2 separate regions of the Homo sapiens genome follow, and region 1 is linked to region 2. Evidence: chromatin loops called from intact Hi-C (ENCODE). Cell type or tissue: gastrocnemius medialis. All regions are shown on one strand. Links, peaks and the distances in the headings refer to the core of each region. The heading gives the core; the rest is flanking DNA.

Region 1 (8,000 bases), core at 1-8,000, 130 kb before region 2:
AATTAATAATCTCAAAGTTCTTAAAATTGTGTTAATGTGGCTCACGTCTGTAATCCCAGCACTTTGGGAGGGCGAGCCAAGTGGATCACCTGAGGTCAGGAGTTCAAAACCAGCCTGGCCAACACAGTGAAATCCCATCTCTACTAAGAATACAAAAAATCAGCCGGGTGTGGTGGCGCATGCCTGTAATCCCAGCTACTTCAGAGGCCAAGGCAGGAGAATTGCTTGAATCTGGGAGGTGGAGGTTGCAGTGAGCTGAGATCTCGCCACTGCACTCCAGCCTGGGCAACAACAGTGAAATTCCATCTCAAAAAAATAATAATAATAATTAAAAAATAAAAACTGTTAATCAGGAGATCAGTTTGGCTTAAAGGCAGAGTTCCATGCAGAGTCAGGTCTCCAGGGCTAACGATGCCAGGGATCTAGGATACAGCAAAGCTAAAGAAAGGCAGTGCTATATAGATCAGTGTGATGGGGCTTTAATTATTTACTAGCATCATAACTCTACAGGTCTAAGGAAATATTTTTAACAGCTTTACAGCCTGAATGCTTGGGCCTCCTTTCTCTCTAATGGCAACCTGATTGATGGCATATATTTCCACAGTTCTGCAACACATACCATGAGCACCTCTGCCTGGAAGATACCTTACTTAATGGGGAATCTGCAATGCTGTCAGGCACTACAGTATCCTACACTAGGGTAGGGAATTGCACATTCTGATGTTGTGTATTATCTAAGTGTCTACTATACTGTATTTCTGAATTAAAATCTACAATCTTACCTGAACACACTCTTCCAGGTCCATCTTTTCAAGTTCATGGCAATTCTACAAAGTACAAAAACAAACACAAACATTACAGTACAAACATTTAAAACATGAGAAACTTTTAAGGACAGAAAACTAAGAGGTAATATTAAATACGTTGATAAATTCTTTGGTGTTTCAGAGCTAGTGTCATGCTAATTTTTTTTTCTTTCTTTTGAGACAAGGTCTCACTCTGTCACCCAGGTTGGAGTGCAGTGGTGAAATCATGGCTCACTGCAGCCTCCAACTCCCTGGGCTCAGGTGATTCTCCCACCTCAGCCTCCCAATTAGCTGGGACTATAGGAATGTGCCACCACACCTGGCTAATTTTTGTATTTCTTTTCTTTTTTTTTTCTTTTTGAGATGGAGTCTGGCTCTTGTCACCTAGGCTGGAATGCAGTGGCATGATCTCGGCTCACGGCAAGCTCTACCTCCCGGGTTCACGCCATTCTCCTGCCTCAGCCTCCTGAGTAGCTGGGACTACAGGCGCCCGCCACCACGCCTGGCTAATTTTTTGCATTTTTAGTAGAGACGGGGTTTCACCATGTTAGCCAGGATGGTCTCGATCTCCTGACCTCGTGATCCGCCCGCCTCGGCCTCCCAAAATGCTGGGATTACAGGCGTGAGCCATCGCGCCCGGCCTTTCCTCTTTTTTTTTTTTTTTTTTGAGACAGAGTTTCGCTCGTTGCCCAGACTGGAGTGCAATGGCACGATCTCAGCTCACTGCAACCTCCGCCTCCCGGATTCAAGCGATTCTCCTGCCTCAGCCTCCCAAGTAGCTGGGATTACAGGCATGCGCCACCATCACCGGCTAATTTTGTGTTTTTAGTAAAGTCAGGGTTTCTCCATGTGGGTCAGGCTGATCTCGAACTCCTGACCTCAGGTGATCCACCCCCCTTGGCCTCCCCAAGTGCTGGGATTACAGGCATGAGCCACCGCGCCCGGCCTTTTGTATTTCTTACAGAGATGAAATTTCGCCATGTTGCCCGGGCTGGGCTCAAGCGATCTGCTTTCCTTGGCCTTCCAAAATGCTGGGATTACAGGCATGAGCCACTGCACCCAGGCTATGGCCTCCTTTAGTCATGCCATGTGCTGGCTCCCACCTAATTAATATTCTATCGATCTGCCTAAAAGCAAACGACCATCCCCTTGTACCATAACACTGGTCAAAGTCAGTATAATTTTAAATATTATCATATAGTAATTTATAAACCCGTCCAAGTATTAAAATACTCAGGAGAATACAGAAAATCTCCTAAAACCTTTCCATTTAGAACCAGACATGTGTTTCCTTCAATGTTACTTTCATCCACTAGTCATGTACCAAATAACCAATAAGTTTTTTCACAAAGTACCAAGAAGCACCTGCTTAATCTATTAGCTTATGAAATTGTGAAGAATCAAGTCTCATGGGTGGGTGCAGTGGCTCACGTCTGTAATCTCATCACTTTGGGAGGCCAAGGTGAGCGGATGACTTGAGGTTGGGAGTTGAAGACCAGCCTGGCCAACATGGTGAAACCCTGTCTCTACTAAAAATACAAAACTTAGCTGGATGTGGTGGCACATGCTTGTAATCCCAGCTACTCGGGAGGCTGAGGCAGGAGAAATGCTTGAACCTGGGAGGTGGAGGTTGCAGTGAGCCGAGATCGTGTCACTGCACTCCAGCCTGGGTGACAGAGCGAGACCCCATCTCAAAAAAATTTAAAAAAAATTGTTTAAAAAGTATCATGAAGGGGTTTTATATTCTCCAATGCATGTGTGCATTTCTAGGAGCAGTTTGTATTCTTATTGATATCAGTAGGTCTGTAGCTATAGCATGAAACCCCGTCTCACTCACCCAATTCTGCTACCATTTCACATTTCCCTTGCTGCTTGTTCTTCTGAAATAAAAAGCCCTAATAAAACCTATGGAAACAAACCTATGGAACCTAAAGAAAATACTTACCCTGGCTAGAGTGGTAAAGCCCACATCTGTTAATTGAGAACATCTTGCCACTTCCAATATTCTGTTAAAAAAAAAAAAAAAACAGTGAAAGTCAAGCTCTTGGTCCCTGAAAACTGAGTTTATTAAAACAGTAAGAATTTACAAAAACAATCTTCTATTCTCTAAGGACTTTATAATATAGAATGACATTAACAACTAAGCAAGTCTGTATACAGATCTTGCCATTCATTTTCATGGAGTCATCATAAAGTGGTCCTATAAATACCACATTTCAGGGTGATGCAATCAATGAACACAGAAGAATATAATTGAAGCTTGTAGTTAATGCCAAAACGCATGAAATGCATTAAAAGCCTTCTTGATGGCATACTGCTTACCCCCAGAGGGCAGCCTGCTCCTAGAAAACAAAGGAAACGGAGATACTCTATTTCAGTTAATCTCTTGCTGAAATGAATTATTTTCTTTCCTGTTTTAGAAGTAGGTTCACTTAGATTTAAATTGCTTTAAAAAAAATGTGACAGGCCGGGCATGGTGGCTCATGCCTATAATCCCAACACTTTGGGAGGCCGAGGTGGGCGGATCACCTGAGGTCAGGAGTTCGAGACCAGCCTGGCCAACACGGTGAAACCCCATTTCTACCAAAAATGCAAAAATTAGTCTGGCGTGGTGGCGGGTGCCTGTAGTCCCGGCTACTCGGGAGGCTGAGGCAGGAGAATCGCTTGAACCCGGGAGGCGGAGGTTGCAGTGAGCCGAGATCCCGCCACTGCACTCCAGCCTGGGTGACAGAGCAAGGCTCCGACTCAAAAAAAAAAAAAAAAAAAAAAAAAAAGGTGGGGGGGATTGCTTAATTACAGGTCTATCCCAAATATGAAATTCTAGACTTGTGAAAGCTTCCTGCTTTCTCCCACAGGCTCCCATGGAGGCCCAGTTGAGAGGGAAGCTGAGCTGGCAGCCATTCACCTCTTATTAAGCAACTGTTAAACTCCAATCTAAATACCAACCACAGGATTGGGGAATCAAAAGTAGCTCTCTTCTGTGAAAAGTTGGGTGACCTCTGTAAAATGGTAACAAAGAACATGTTTGTTTATAAAATTCTTACTACTGAAGTTGAAAAAAATTGAAGTTAAAGTATAGGAAACAATTATCAACTGAAAATCAATGAGAAATGGATGGCGGGGTGCGGTGGCTCACACCTATAATCCCAGCACTTCAGGAGGCTGAGGCAGGAGGATCACTTGAGCTCAGGAGTTCAAGACCAGCCTGGGCAACATACCAAGACTTCACCAGTATAAAAAAATTTTTAAATTCTGTCCGGGCGCGGTGACTCACGCCTGTAATCCCTGCACTTTGGGAGGCCGAGGCAGGCGGATCACGAGGTCAGGAGATCGAGACCAGCCTGGCCAACATGGTGAAACCCCGTCTCTACTAAAATTACAAAAAATTAGTCAGGCATGGTGGTGGGCACGTGTAGTCCCAGCTATCTGAGAGGTTGAGGCAGGACAATCACTTGAACCCAGGAGGCGGAGTTTGCAGTGAGCTGAGGTCACGCCACTGCGCTCCAGCCTGGCAACAGAGCGAGACTTTGTCTCAAAAAAAAAAAAAAAAAATTTTTTTTTTAATTCCAAGAGATGGCCAGGTGCGTTGACTCATGCCTGTAATCCCAGAACTTTGGGAGGGCAGATCACCTGAGGCCAGGAGTTTGAGACCACCCTGGCCAACACAGTAAAACCCAATCTCTACCAAAAATACCAAAAAAATTGGCCAGGCATGGTAGCGTATGCCTGTAATCCTGCCTACTCTGGAGGCTGAGGCACGAAAATTGCTTGAACCTGGGAGGAGGAGGTTACAGTGAGCCAAGATCATGCCATTGCACTCCAGCCTGGGCAACAGAGCCAAACTCTATCTCAAAAAAAAAAAAAAAAAAAAGAAAGAAAGAAAGAAAGAAAGAAAAAGAAAGAAAGAAATGAATGCTACCTAATGGGAAAACACGATCTGACTGGAACACAACTTTTGATTTTCACAGTTGAGAGCTTTTCCATTCTAACAATGTAATGAACCATATAGGGAGATGGAGCTGAAGACTCCTCTCTCTACAGTCGAAAAGGATAAAGTGTAAGATATTCAGAGAGAAGTTTGATTACCTCCCCAGCTCTTGAGGAATATTTTAGGCTTCTGATATTACTAATTTTGACCAATAGGTGTATGTTCTCTTAAGAAATTTTGATATTGTAGGCAAAAGGTTTTTTTGTTTGTTTGTTTTTTTGAGAGGGAGTCTCACTCTGCCACCCAGGCTGGGAGTGCAACTTCCACCTCCTGGGTTCAGACAGTTCTCTTGTCTCAGCCTCTCGAGTAGCTGGGATTACAGGAGTGGGCCACCACGCCTGTAATTTTTGTATTTTTAGCAGAGACGAGGTTTCACCATGTTGACCAGGCTGGTCTCAAACTCCTGACCTCAGATGATCCGCCCGCCTCAGCCTCCCAAAGTGTTGGGATTACAGGTGTGAGCCACTGCGCCTGGCCACAAAAGTTCTTTCAACAATTATGGTTAGGCCAGGTAATCATCAGAAACAATTTTCTGAAAGTTTTATAGCTTTACAATGATTATTATATGTAAGAAAAGTGGCTTCATAGGCTCAGGAATCAGAGTTCCTGGGTGAATACTTGTTCCTACACTAACTAGCTGAGACCTTGAGCAGGTTACTTTGTCTCTTTGTGCTTCAGTTTTCTCATCTATAAAATGGCAGTAACAAGGCTGGGTGTGGTGGCTCACGCCTGTAAACCCAGCACTTTGGGAGGCCGAGGTGGGCAGATCATGAGGTCAGGAGACCATCCTGGCCAATATGATGAAACCCCATCTCTACTAAAAATACAAAAATTAGCTGGGTGTGGTGACACTCGCCTGTAGTCCCAGCTACTAGGGAGGCTGAGGCAGGTTAATCGCTTGAACCCAGGAGACGGAGGTTGCAGTGAGCCGAGATCGCGCCACTGCACTCCAGCCTGGGCGACAGAGCAAGACTCTGTTTCAGAAAAAAAAAAAAAAGGCGATAATAGTGCTTATATGGTGCTATGGAGATTAAACAAATTATTACTGTTATTGAGAAAGAGTCTCACTCTGTTGCCCAGGCTAGAGTGCAGTGGTGTGATCTTAGCTCACTGCTGTCTTGACCTCCTGGGCTCAAGTGATCCTCTCACTTTAGCCTCCTGAGTAGCTGGGACTACAAGGCACACATCGCCATGCCTGGCTAATTTTTTTATTTTTTGTAGTGACAGGGTTTCGCCATGTTGCCCATGCTGGTCTCAAACTCCTGGGCTCAAGCGATCTTCTAGCCTCGGTCTCCCTAAATGCTGGGATCACAGGTGTGCGCCTCGGCACTCAGCCCTGAATTAGTATTTGTAAAGCACCTAAAGCAACACCTAATTTACAAGTACTATGTAAGTTTATTTTAGAGAACAAAAAGTGTAGCCAGGTGTGGTAGCACATGTCTTTAGTCCCAGCTACTCCTGAGGCTGAGGTGAGATGATCACTTGAGCCCAGGAGATTGAGGCAGGCATACACAACACTACCTCAAAAGACAGTAACAGGCTGGGCACAGTGGCTTTCACCTGTAATCTCAACACTTTGGGAAGCTGAGGTTTGAGGCCAGCCTGAGCAACACAGCCTGACCCCATCTCTACAAAAAGTAAAAAACACAGCATTCTTCAAACTGAGGAGCCAGAGAGAAATAAGACTGTTTTAAAAACCCATCAGTACAAAAGAGGTATTCCTTTAAGAGTGTCTTTTAAATATAGTACCCCCTGCTATGTACCTGGTATCATTACTATGACAAATGACCTTAGGGTGGACCTTTAAAAACTACTTTGAGAAAAGAATTATACAAAAGCATTAATAAGAGAAAATACCTTTCTTTCTATCTCAAGTAATAAAATGTTGATTCTTTTTTCTAGTATGGATAGCAAGTAGTGGAATTTGGGGATTGTTACCCCTTGGTTCACACCAATTACATGAAATCAAATGAGGTACAAAAAGGAAGTAGGTGGGCATCTAAAAGGGACTACCTTAAAATTTCAAAGCGTCTGCAGTGCCTACCTTAAAATTCCAAAGTTCCAAGGAAGAAATATGGGTGAAGGAAACTTTTGTTCTATGATTTTTTTGAGCTAAACAAGAAATGTTTACCTAAGCCGTGGGCAGTTCTGACCTAGAGCATTCAGGATGGCATCTGTGATGTTGGAGCAGCCAGAGGCACAAAGGGATTGTAACTTATGGCACCCTCTGCATATAGTAATGAGACCTTCATCTGTGATTTGCTAAAAAACAAGAGCAAAAAAATCCATAGATATTAGTATCTTAGCAAAACAAAAAAAGAAAAAAATGATAGCTCTGTGAAAATAATCACCAAAAAGGAAATCAAGACATGCTTAACACATTCATCAGATAGCAGACCTAAAAGAAAATGAACACACGTTGTTTCTTCCTTCCAGTTCTCTGTGCTTACCTTTGGTGCAAAGGGAAGAAGCTATAATAGAATCCTGTTGAAAGCTACAATGGAATTCTAATAGAACTGGGATCAGTATGGGGTACATCATAGTTTAGGTTCAATTAAATAATTTTATTTATTTATTTATTTATTTATTTGGAGATAGAGTCTCACTCTATCACCCAGGCTGGAGTGCAGTGGTGCAATCTTGGCTCACTGCAACCTCCACCTCCCAGGTTCAAGCGATTCTCGTGCCTCAGCCTCCTGACTAGCTGGGACTACAAGTGCACGCCACCATGTCCGGCAATTTTTTTTTTTGTATTTTTAGTAGAGATGGGGTTTTTGGCCAGGCTGGTCTCGAATTCCTGGCCTCAAGTGATCTGCCCACCTCAGCCTCCCAAAGTACTTGAATCACAGGCTTGAGCCACCATGCCTGGCCTCAATTAAATATTAAAACCTAGAAAAAAGATAAGGATATAAGTATTTTAGTAGTATAAATATATCTAAAAGTTCAAATTGACACTGATAAGTTAGTGAAAAAAATTAAACTGTGGATGACAGTTGCAATATTGTATCAGCCACAGCATCCATTTACTTCTATATTTTAGTTTTATAATATAAAGAACATCCTAATTTATAGATAAAAGAGTTGTATCTAACTCAGACACAATTTTGTATTTTTTACAAGTTATTAGACTGGGTGGAGTGGCTCACACATGTAATCCAAGCACTTTGGGAGGCTGAGGTGGGTGGATCACCTGAGGTCGGGAGTTC
Region 2 (10,836 bases), core at 1-8,000:
CATGCTAAAAAAAAAAGCAGGATGACAGTGGAGTCAAAAAAAAAAAATGCAGATTGGAATCCTGGTTCCCCCACTTACTAGGTGTGCAATTTGAACACCTTACTTAACCTCTCAGGCCTTCACTTTCCTCAAGTGTAAAACAGAATCGTAAAACTAGAGGTAACTAGCCGGGTGCGGTGGCTCACGCCTGTAATCCCAGCACTTTGGGAGGCCGGCGGGCGGGGGGGGGGGGGGGGTTGGATCACGAGGTCAGGAGCTCGAGACCAGCCTGGCCAACATGGTGAAACCCCGTCTCTACTAAAAATACAAAAATTAGCCGGGCATGGTGGCAGGCGCCTGTAATCCCAGCTACTCGGGAGGCTGAGGCAGTAGAATCGCTTAAAACCTGGGAAGTGGTTGCAGTGAGCCGAGATCGCACCATTGCACTCCAGCCTGGGGACAAGGGCAAGATTTCATCTCAAAGAAAAAAAGCAACAAAACAACAACAACAACAAAAAGCTAGAGGTAACTGAGGTAAAACATCTGGCTCAGTGTCTGTCATGCAGGAAGTATTCAATAACCATCGTTAAATTTGAAAGACAATTACTAAAATTTGCTGCAAAGTTTACCATAAATAACATAATTAAAATATCTGAATGGTAAGTTTTAATTGATTAACACAATTCAGCACATACTATGTTGACCTACAAGGGTTATTACTGTATACATTTAATGCCATGGTGACACAGCAAGAAAAACATGAATTTTCACATCTCTTGATCTCTTAAATAGAGATTCTTTATTCAGTAGTCATCTACTTTGGCTATTCCACAGGATGCTACACATCTGGCTAACAGGTACTCACCCTCGTTGTTTTTTGTTTTTTTTTTGGAGACGGAATCTCTCGCTCTGTCGCCCAGGCTGGAGTAAAATGGCACAATCTCGGCTCAATACAACCTCCGCCTCCTGGGTTCAAGTGATTCTCCTGCCTCAGCCTCCTGAGTAGCTGGAATTACAGGTGCCCACTACCACGCCCGGCTAATTTTTGTATTTTTAGTAGAGACCGGGTTTCACCAGGTTGGTCAGGCTGGTCTTGAACTCCTGACCTCGTGATCCACCCACCTCGGCCTCCCAAAGTGCTGGGATTACAGGCATGAGCCACCTCGCCCGGCCCCTTGGTTTTAAATTAAAAAAATTTTTTTTCTATAGCTCTAACCCAGAGTGGGAGATTTAAGGTGTGTGGCCTCCAGTTACAACATATAAAAGCATACCTACAAAAGGATTTCAATGAATCAACTATCTGAAAATCATAGAGCTTCAGTTATCTTCTCCAAGAAAAATAAACCTTACGTAGCCACAATTTGAAATTAGCTATTATGTGATATAAAGATTTCATGCATCCACAAAAATTCTCAATGAGATCTGCTATCTGCTTACAGTTGTAAAATTATCAGTTCTTTAAGAAGCAGACTGTAATCTTGAGGATTTAAAATATCATTTGATGTAAATGTTTAGATCTGCTTTATTTACGTATCTTTTATTGAAAGTAAATATTTAAAATATTTTCAACAAATAAGCAATAAATTTATTTACTACTTCCTAAGAAGCCAATTACTAATTGTCTCAGTCCTTGTAAATTAGGTCAATAAAGAGGTAAATGGTTTTAAGAAGTACTCAATGAACTTCATTAACACATATCATTTCTAGCCATTCTCATCTGTATTCCGGCATGGAACACTTCACATCATATTAAGTGAATAGCTTTTAGTTTATAAACAAACACTTATTTAATCATGAAACCGTCCAAGAAGGACTCCCCACCTTATTCTTTTTTTTACCTTCTCAGATCATATTTAGAAAGATTTCGTTGCCAGCTACATCAGCTACAAGTTAAAAAGAAACCTCTTAATACAGCAACAAATTTCCTTATTACTTTATTATAGTATGCCACCCCTACAGAGATTGTAAATTAAAGTATAAGATAATTATAAAAATACAAAATAGCAATGTAATTTTACACCACATACAAGAGAATACTTTCCAAAAATTATTCAATCTAAAATGAACAGCAAACTGATAAAGAGCTAATTCCACAGGCAAAAGACTGTCCCCGACTCAAATCTTCAGTATCTGGAACTGCCTTTCAAGATTCCTGTTAACTGCTGAACGTCTATTCAGCAATTTTAGTGACATTCTGGGTTTTTACGGTACTACTGAATACGAAACCATCATAAATTAACTTTATTGGGGCTCTGTACATTAGGGCCATCCAATGTCCTATTAAACACCAAATAATATATTCCATAACATTTTCTTCTAGTGATCAAGTTAAATACTAAAACTCTAAGAAGGCCAATTCTTTGATTTTCTCCACTCCTGAAGTGCAACAGTAACACTGAAGCTCTGAACTTAAACTGCACCCAAAACACTTCCTATCTTGATCTTCGTGGATCAATTCAAATTATTTCCCAGTTCGCATAATAAGAAATCAAAGAATAGATTAAACTGACAACCCTTAAAAGTTTTCACACCCTGAACCTAGTTGTCGAGTTTCTTAAACTTTTGTCTCGCCGTCTTACAATTTCATCTCTCAAATGGAGATGAAGAAAAACACCGAGTGAGATTGTCCACTGAGCTGTGAGTGATCCCAGGTCAGCCTGGTTCTCTGCCAGAAAAGACCAGGTGACATTTACTCTTCCTGTAGAAGTTTCTTTCTCTTGACCCTCAAGGAACCTTCCAGTATATTGTTATACTACTGTAATTCATCAGTAGTTACAATATTTCACTTCCCAAAGGAATCTCTTCCTTGCAAGATGACTACTCTCTAAAGACGCTTTCAAGACCGTCCACTCCTCAATTCCAGGACAGTAAACCTCCCTCGCTAGAGGAGAAAAAGTTCCTGAAAGACAGACCGGAATGGATTTGCTGAACTTTCGTCCCAATCTCAAAGCATGTAGACATCCAAGGGTTCCCAAGGAACAATGAGCTACAGAAGTACAGACTAAACGGGAAAGCAGAGGAAGTATCAGAACAATACCCAAACCAAACACAGCACCGAAAACCCGTGGTAGCCTCTATCATCCCAAACTACCGTCCCCACTTCCCTAGTTTCACCAAGGTCTCAAACTCGGAGAAATGGTACCCATCCCCTAATTTCCTCCCTCAACAGACAACAAACGCGTCATGAAGGTAGCAGCGAGAAAAGCAGCAGGCTCTGGTGGACCGGAGCCGTGATGGCTGGGTGGAAGGAGGCAAGCCAAGGGTTGTGTAAAGAATGGAAAGCTGAGCGATCCTGGAGGAGGGTGGAATTAGGGCGCCCGAGCTAATCCCCCGCGGGGGCCCGCTGGTGGGAAGAGACGGGGGGCGAACCGGCGAGGGGACTGGGGGCACCGGGCTGCGCTGGGCTTCTGGGTCGCAAGAAAGGGGAGCGGAGTCTGGCAGCCCCGCCAGTGGGTGGGTGACGGCGCCTGCCAGGGAGGAGGCTCCGTGCGGAGCGGACGTTTTGGGATTAGAGCGCGCGACCCGCCCTCCTCACGCCGCCCGAGCCCCCCAAGCTCACACCTCAAACCTGCTCTTGGTCACTCCGTTCACGTCCCTCCTCATGGGGCCGGCGGGTGCGGCCCGGGCCGGGCGCTGCGGCGAGCGGAGTGCACAGACCGGGGGCCCAGGACAGGCCCGGGAGTTCCGGGACGGGGACTGGGCGCCGGAGGGGTGACGCCGGGACCGTGGGACGGGAACAAGAGACCTCTCGGCTCCGGCTAGGCCTCCACCACCTCCCGCGGCGCCGGCGGCCGCAACGACTGCTCGTCGCTAGCTCGGCTCTCTCCTCAGCCTCAACTTCAACCCAAAACAAAAACACTCCCCACCTGCCAGCAACGCCGCTGCTCATTGGACAGAGCCGCCCGGGCCTCGGAGCGCCCGGGAGGGGGAGGGGCGGGAGGGGAGGAGCGCGGCGGCGGCGGCGCGAGACCACCCCTCCCCCACACGGGGCCGGCCCTGACGGCGCTCCCGGGAGCAGCCGGTGCGCGGCGGCGGCACGACCCCCTGCGCCTCCGAGGCAGACGAGCCCATCGGGAGAAGGCGAGGCAGGGAAGTGCCTGTGCGTGTGGAAAAGGGGGTCTGTGGGGCGGATGCGAGTGCGCGCGTGCTCGCGGACCAGCGAGGGAGAGTAGAGCAGTACCGCACTCTGCGCGGGGGCCCCTCTTCTGCCCCGTGTCCCCCTCTCCTCCCTCCGCGGGCAAACAGGCACGCACCTGCCTGCACAGAACCTCAGCCTCTGCCCGCGCCCGTCGCCCCTCGTCACTTGTTCCCCAGGATCCTGTAAGGCACCCGCATCCTTCCCGGCCACCCAGCTCCCTTCCCCTGTCACTCACTGTCGCCTTGAACCCAAAGTGCAGCAGGCGGTCCCTGCTCGGAGCCATTTTCCTCCTCTTCTGGATGTGTCTAGATTGGGGCAGTGCGGCTGCCGCCGCGCCTCCGCGGTTGCCGCCGCCGCCGCCTCCCCCGCCTCCCCCGCCCCAGTGCATTACATTACGGGGTGCTGCAGGGAGGCCTGGGGGGCCGGGGCCGGACGCTTGTCTCCCTGTGCATGGCTCGGGAGGGCGAGGGTGGTTGCGCTGAGCAACAGGCCAAGTGCCCGCCCTGGTCCGGGGATGGCTGCGGAGCTGCACCTGAGGCCGGGGGTCGGGGGTGCAGGGCTGGAGCCGGGCAACCCTTCCTTTGGCCGGGGTCGGGGCGCGCGTCCGTGGGGGTGGGGCGGGCGAGACCGAAGAGCCTTTGGTTTTCCTTGCTCGGCCGCCGCCGGCGCCCAATGGGCTGCAGCGCCTGCCTGTCCGCCAATCAGGGCGCTGTTTGGTGAGAGCTTCGGCCTGACGTCACTTTGGCGGGAGAAACAAGCGTGTGTGAGCGAGTAGGCGGGGGCGTTTTCCCGATGGAAACACTTCATCAGACTCCCGGGCTCCTTGTATAGAAGCTGATCTGTGTCATCATATTATATTATGTTTTAACAACTCTGGCCTTCAAGGTCTCAGAATTTATGACCGAATTTCCACGAAGGAATAACACAGGATTTTGTAGTTTTGTTGCCCCTTCTATGAGCAACAAACTACAAAATTATGTCCTAAGAGTGAACTATTAGAAACTGTATAATAAATTCCAGCACACCTGGCAGGAGCAGCAGCACTGCTAATTGTATGCTTCCAAAGCAGTTATGAGTTGGTCTTCCTCACACCCCTTTTAATTAGTGGTTTTAGCGACTGACTTGTTATGCGTCTAAGAAATTAACAAGAGCAACAAGTGCGGCAGATCTTTAAGAACAGGTATATTTTAGCTGGAGGACATATTACCCAACTCTTAAAGCACTGTACAAACTTTTTCTTTTTTTTTTTTTTTTTTTTTTTGAGACAGAGGTTCAACTCTGTCGCTTAGGCTGGAGTGCAGTGGCACGATCTCGGTTTACTGCAACCTCTGCCTCCCGGGTTCAAGCCTCCCAAGTAGCTGGGATTACAGGCGCGCCGCGCCGCACCTGGCTAAGTAGAGACGAGGTTTCGCCATGTTGGCCAGGCTGGTCAGGAACACCTGACTACAAGTGATCCGCCCGCCTCGGCCTCCCAGAGTGCTGGGATCTTTTTTCTTTTGTAGAGACGGGGTCTCCCTATGTTGCCCAGACTAGTCTGCAATTCCTGGGCCCAAGTGATCCTCCAGCCTCCTCCCAGTGCTGAGATTACAGGCCTCATGTGAGCCACCACGACCAGCGCGCCACCCCCCGGCTTTTTTTAATCCTAGAGGGGGCTTCCTAAAACCAGGGACCTAGCTTCAGAAACTCATTCTCAGGCCCACAAACCCAGGTCTGTCTTCTCCTCCTGTCCCAGGTACTTTTAATGTTTTTGCTTGACTTCAGCCAGTGGAATAAAAAAGCCTTTTCATTCTGTCTCATCTAAGAGCTGTTTTCTCCCAGCAAAAACTGATGCATTTGGTGAGTAACAATGGCAAAGGGATGGCCGGGCGCGGTGGCTCACGCCTGTAATCCCAGCACTTTGGGAGGCCAAGGCGGGCGGATCATAAGGTCAGGAGATTGAGACCATCCTGGCCAACATGGTGAAACCCCGTCTCTGCTAAAAATACAAAAATTAGCTGGGCGTGGTGGTGGGCGCCTCTAATCCCAGCTACTCGGGAGGCTGAGGCAGAATTGCTTGAACCCGGGAGGCGGAGGTTGTAGTGAGCCAAGATTGTGCCACTGCACTCCAGCCTGGGCGACACAGCGAGACTCCATCTCGAAAAAAAAAAAAATGGCAAAGGGTAGAAAAACTGGCCTACAGAGTAATAGAATGAAGACAAGTTTCACAGCTCCGTCAGTTACCAGTTGACCCATTTCAAGTAGTACTCAGGGAAGACATTTACTGTTGACTGACTCTTTAAAATTGACTGGAGTTTTGAACAAATGAAAAAAGTATTCAAAGGCTAAAATTTTATTACACACAGGCAAATTACTTTTTATCAAAGAAGTTTATTTGCATGTAAATAAACAGGTTATTTTGTAATGTTTCGGGAAAAAAATCCCACAACAGATTTCATCTACTTTCAAAAAAATGAAAAACCCCAAAGTATTTACAAAACGGCCATATGCACAGAAAACCAAATTTGAAAGATTTTTTTAAAAAAAGACCCTCCCCAGCTGCTCCTGATGTACATTTTTAAACTCAAAATTTAAAGCTCAGTTCTTATAGCTGAGCATGTTTCCCAATCTAGCTTCTGAGATGTTAAGTACTTCCTGCCCCTCCAAAACTAACTCAAGGATAGAAATGTATGGGGGGCAGGGGAGGAGGGGAGAAGGAAAAAAAAATGAGATTGCCCAAGGATTGTGAATAATGTTTCGTATACTGACATCTTTAAGTGACTCAACTGTGGATACTGTATGACTCACTGGCTCCCTGAAAGGGCTTCTGAGAATTCATGATATTGCTGCACTTAATTTTCTGATCTAGGCCTGAAGAAAGAAAATCTTTCAAGAGTCACCAACCTCAAGCCTGGTTTTGGCAATTATATCCTGCGTTGTTTGTCCCCACCACCCCACCCCCCACCCGCTAAAATACTTCTGTTTTAAGACACATTGATATTGAACCTGAAATCTTTATGTACATCAGAGCAGGTTATGACCAAGAACCCCTAATGTTAAGTCAAAAGACAGAAGAGGAATCAGGTCAAACTGAGAATACATAAGACACCAGCAGCAGAAGATAGGTAGAAGTTGACTTCATGTCCTTGCCTTCTTTTGAAACAGAAGAATGAGTACACCTAGACAGGAGGGAGGTGTCCCAGGCTTGGTTTATTCTGCCTCTTCTCCTCCACCCTGTGGAGAAATGCAGTGCTCCCTGGTTCTCAGGCAGGGTGAAGCAGTTTAGCCCCGGCTCCCTGTTAAGCAAGTTCAGATGCTGGGTCAGTGTGGGGGTGAGCCCATCGACAATTCAGGGGCTTATCCTTCATCCAGATCCTAACTCGGGATTCTTTGATCTGGGATGAAGACAGAAAGAGAGAAAAGCTTCCCAGTTTACTCATTTTGGTATTTGTTGGCCCTGCATGGGGGAGCTGAGCCCATGATACTATTCAGTACATTCCCCCTAAGATTCTCCCCACTCAGAACAAATTTTAAAAACCACATAAATTTTTTTTTTTTTCCTGCAGAAACCAACGGGATAGGATTCAAAACTAGGTGACAAACTCATGAGAAATCCAACCTGGCTGAATGTCTGAGAGGCTGCTACTGTATCAACATCACAAGATAAAGCACTCTGGTATCACCTGCCCATATCCTCCTTAGTGTCACCCAAGACATTTGACTCTGATGTGGTTAATTGATAACTTTTCTTGCTCCACTTTACAATGTTTTGTTTCCTACATCTTATTACCTTGGGACACAAAAGTGGCAGAGTTGTTGAGAGCTGATGACAATAAAAAGGAGAACACTAGAGGAAATGAGACAGGAAAGAAAGCCAAAGCTGATTTTCCAACTCTATGCTGACTCCAACCTGCAGAAAAAGCTGAATATAGAAATCTTCTTCCATATATGATGAAGTCACTCCACTTACGACATAACACACAAAGGAATCACCTGGCTTTTTTTTTTTAACCCAGAAGAGTTGTGCTGGGGACCATGCCCCATCCCGCTGATACAGATCCTGAATGGAATAATCAGGAATGGCACAGTGCAGGTGTCAATATCAAAGTAAGGCCGCAGAATTTTTGAGAGGACCCTCCAAATACTGAGAACTTCTGTTGCACTCGAAACAGTCTCCTGGATTTCTATATTTTTATGTGAAGGGCTCTTATTGATGTCCCCCAGAATCCAGACTCAGACCTATTTCTCCAAAAAGGTCCAATTGGGTTGCTACATAGTAGCAAGGGTTTATCTTCATGCTCACCTAGCATTCCAGGCCCCCATTACTTCAAAAGTGAGCTTGAAATTGTTTTAAGTGAACTATGGCTGCGGATTTTTTACTGTTTTATCTCAGGGAGCATACAGTGGAGTGATTAAAGTTTGGACTCCTTCTCCTTGTGATGAAGAGAAACAGTGAGTCCAGCTCTTAGGAATGGCATCAGTTCTCCTGCAAACAAAATGCTGGGATGCAGACTTTTGGCACATTGTGGAAGTAGGAGAACTATTAATCCTGTAATGGTTTTCATGCCACTGGGTCAGGAAGGCTGTCCTACACTAAACCTTACTGCATCTGAAAACATGTTTACATCCCAACAAGCCACCTTAGCTTTTTTTTTTTTTTTTGAAAGGAAAATGAGATTACAAGTCAATACCTCCACAGAGAGGTAACTCCTAATATTCCTATGATCTCTGAACCCTATTTAAACCCTCCTAAAATAAAAATATCATTTTGGTTTTTCTATTATATTTAACTCTAAAGGCGGGCTCTGACTAATTTGCTTGGGCTTGATGCTACAGTATTAGCACAAGCTATAAGCTCCCTACCACCATATAAGCCTTGCTCTTCGGCCTTCCATCATTTTGAACCCTAAACCTCATAGATTTAGAACGAAACACTGTATAAAAACAAACAGATAAAGGGTTAAAATATTACAAATAAATAGCTAAAATAATCTTCCCTCCCCCAGTCACTCCTAAGAAACAGACACCAAACATTACTTAAGTGTCCAAAATGACCAAAGTCCTTCATTTGCCCATGACTCAAACGGACAACTACCTCAAACAAAGTTGAACAACCTTCATGCAAATGCATCAAGGAATGTATTGCTTTTTCATTTTCTGCCCAGCCCTTCATATACATGCACTAAAATGAGTTTAAAACATGGCCTAAAAATGGAAAAAGGGAGAAGAAAATATATATGAATATTTCCCACAAAACTGTTTCCCTCCCTTCCCTCTCCCTACACCCCTCCCACCCCCCTCCCTTTCTTAAGCAAGTATTTTAACTTTCTTTCTGGCACAGGAACAAAGAAGACTTCCTGGTAACCAGAATCAAACCCTGTGGTTTCTTTAATAGGGTCTGGATATGCCTTTCTAATTCACCCAGCTTGATGTCAAAGCCATGCCATTTAGGATTCTTAACCAAATCAGACCTGTCTGACTCACCCCTTATGGTGGTTTGCCTATAAACTTATCAATAGTTTTTTTTCCTCTGGCCCTGTTTCTTTTAGGAAATAAGGTTCCTAATTCCCAATCAGGGCCACATCCATAAGATCATCATCTTCCTCCCCAATCATAAAGTCTGGGCTGAGCCTTGAGGGTCTGTCTGCAGATAAGATTGTGTTACTTGTCATAGACAAGGACTGGTCTGAAGAGATGGGTGATTTGGACCAACTCTCTGGCTTGATGCTATGAGATTTTTTCTTGTCTCGGTCTTTGTCCCGGTCTCGGTCCCTATCTTTGTCTTTTACTTTCTTCTTTTCCTTTTTGTGCTTCTTATGTTTCTCTGTGCTGTATTCTGGAAGTGGTCGGATACCATCGTCTGAGCTGGGACTATTCTGATAAGATTTCTCTGCTATGGAGGAGCCTGACTCACTTTCACTGTCCAGATTCTGGGGGGTATATGCTGGTGACTTACTATGGCTGGGAGAGCCACGCTCATGCTTTGGAGTGGAACCACTGATGAGTGGAGAGCCATAGTTTTTAGAAGAAGCCATTTGAGGCCTAAGCCCTTCTCCACTACTTTCCCCAGGTTTCTGCAAAGTCACTTTGGCTTTAATGCTAGGGGAGCCTCCATCATGCTTACTGATGATAATTTTTGCCACACCTGTGCTCCCCACATTTTTTGACTCTGAGGTCTTCTTAGAAGAATCCACTGAACTCCCGGAGGTGGAAACCTTTGATTTGTCTTTATCACTTTTCTCACGCTTGCCCTGAAACTCTCCTCCTGACATGTTATGTTTGGAGGACATAGGATGGCTGGAAGAATTTGTGCTCACCCCCATCTGGCCGTCCAGTGGGTCTTCACCCCCAGGGCCACTGGTGACAACCCCATGCTTCAGTTTATCTATGACAGCTGTCAAGGACGGCTTCTTGTTTCTGCTGGGAGATTTTCCTTTAGAACTCCCATGCTGGTTCTGAGAGGATGACATGGAAGAGCCACTTGAGGAAAAGGAGGAGGAAGATGCCGTACAGGAATTAGATGATGGGGGAGTTTTCTGGGACAACGAGCCTGAGGATCCTAACCCTGAAGATGACTTCATGCCAGAGCTTGAACTAGTTCCAGACATATGAGAACCACCAGAACCTGAACTGATAGGGGACTTGGCTTTAGAGGATGGAGGAGTTCCAGGAACAGGCTTCATTGGAGAGGCAAGCTTGTCAGAGCCTCCAGGTGGCCTTGAATGAGAAGGGGATATGTTTGG

Evidence for each region. Hi-C counts contacts between places; a loop is a spot of excess contacts. Peaks named below come from ENCODE experiments on the same cell type or tissue, not always from the same donor. Only the 100,000 strongest peaks of a DNase experiment are listed, where the experiment ranks them.
Region 1: a loop joins it to region 2, with 3 times the contacts of the local background. A loop is called at or near these places in 43 of 110 quality-filtered maps.

What each region holds. Positions count from the first base shown.
Region 1 is chr17:39,268,045-39,276,044 of GRCh38, forward strand. It overlaps FBXL20 (F-box and leucine rich repeat protein 20), which reads right to left. Exons shown (of 15, transcript NM_032875.3): 10 at 6,926-7,056; 11 at 2,752-2,812; 12 at 783-827. Among named protein-coding and RNA genes, the nearest start is that of MIR548BC, 25 kb to the right of the region's middle. In gastrocnemius medialis, for the core only: a CTCF peak has its summit at 3,105 (motif pointing right); no DNase peak of the experiment used is centred there.
Region 2 is chr17:39,397,821-39,408,656 of GRCh38, forward strand. FBXL20 (F-box and leucine rich repeat protein 20) reads right to left here and starts at 3,806. Exons shown (of 15, transcript NM_032875.3): 1 at 3,541-3,806. The coding sequence starts at 3,582. MED1 (mediator complex subunit 1) reads right to left here. Exons shown (of 17, transcript NM_004774.4): 17 at 6,465-10,836. The coding sequence ends at 9,655. RefSeq lists silencers at 3,059-3,351, 3,416-3,845, 3,876-4,075, 4,106-4,185, 4,436-4,825 and 1 more. In gastrocnemius medialis, for the core only: no CTCF peak of the experiment used is centred there; DNase peaks (open chromatin) are centred at 2,653, 3,191, 3,851 and 4,831; H3K4me3 peaks cover 3,188 bases; H3K27ac peaks cover 4,414 bases.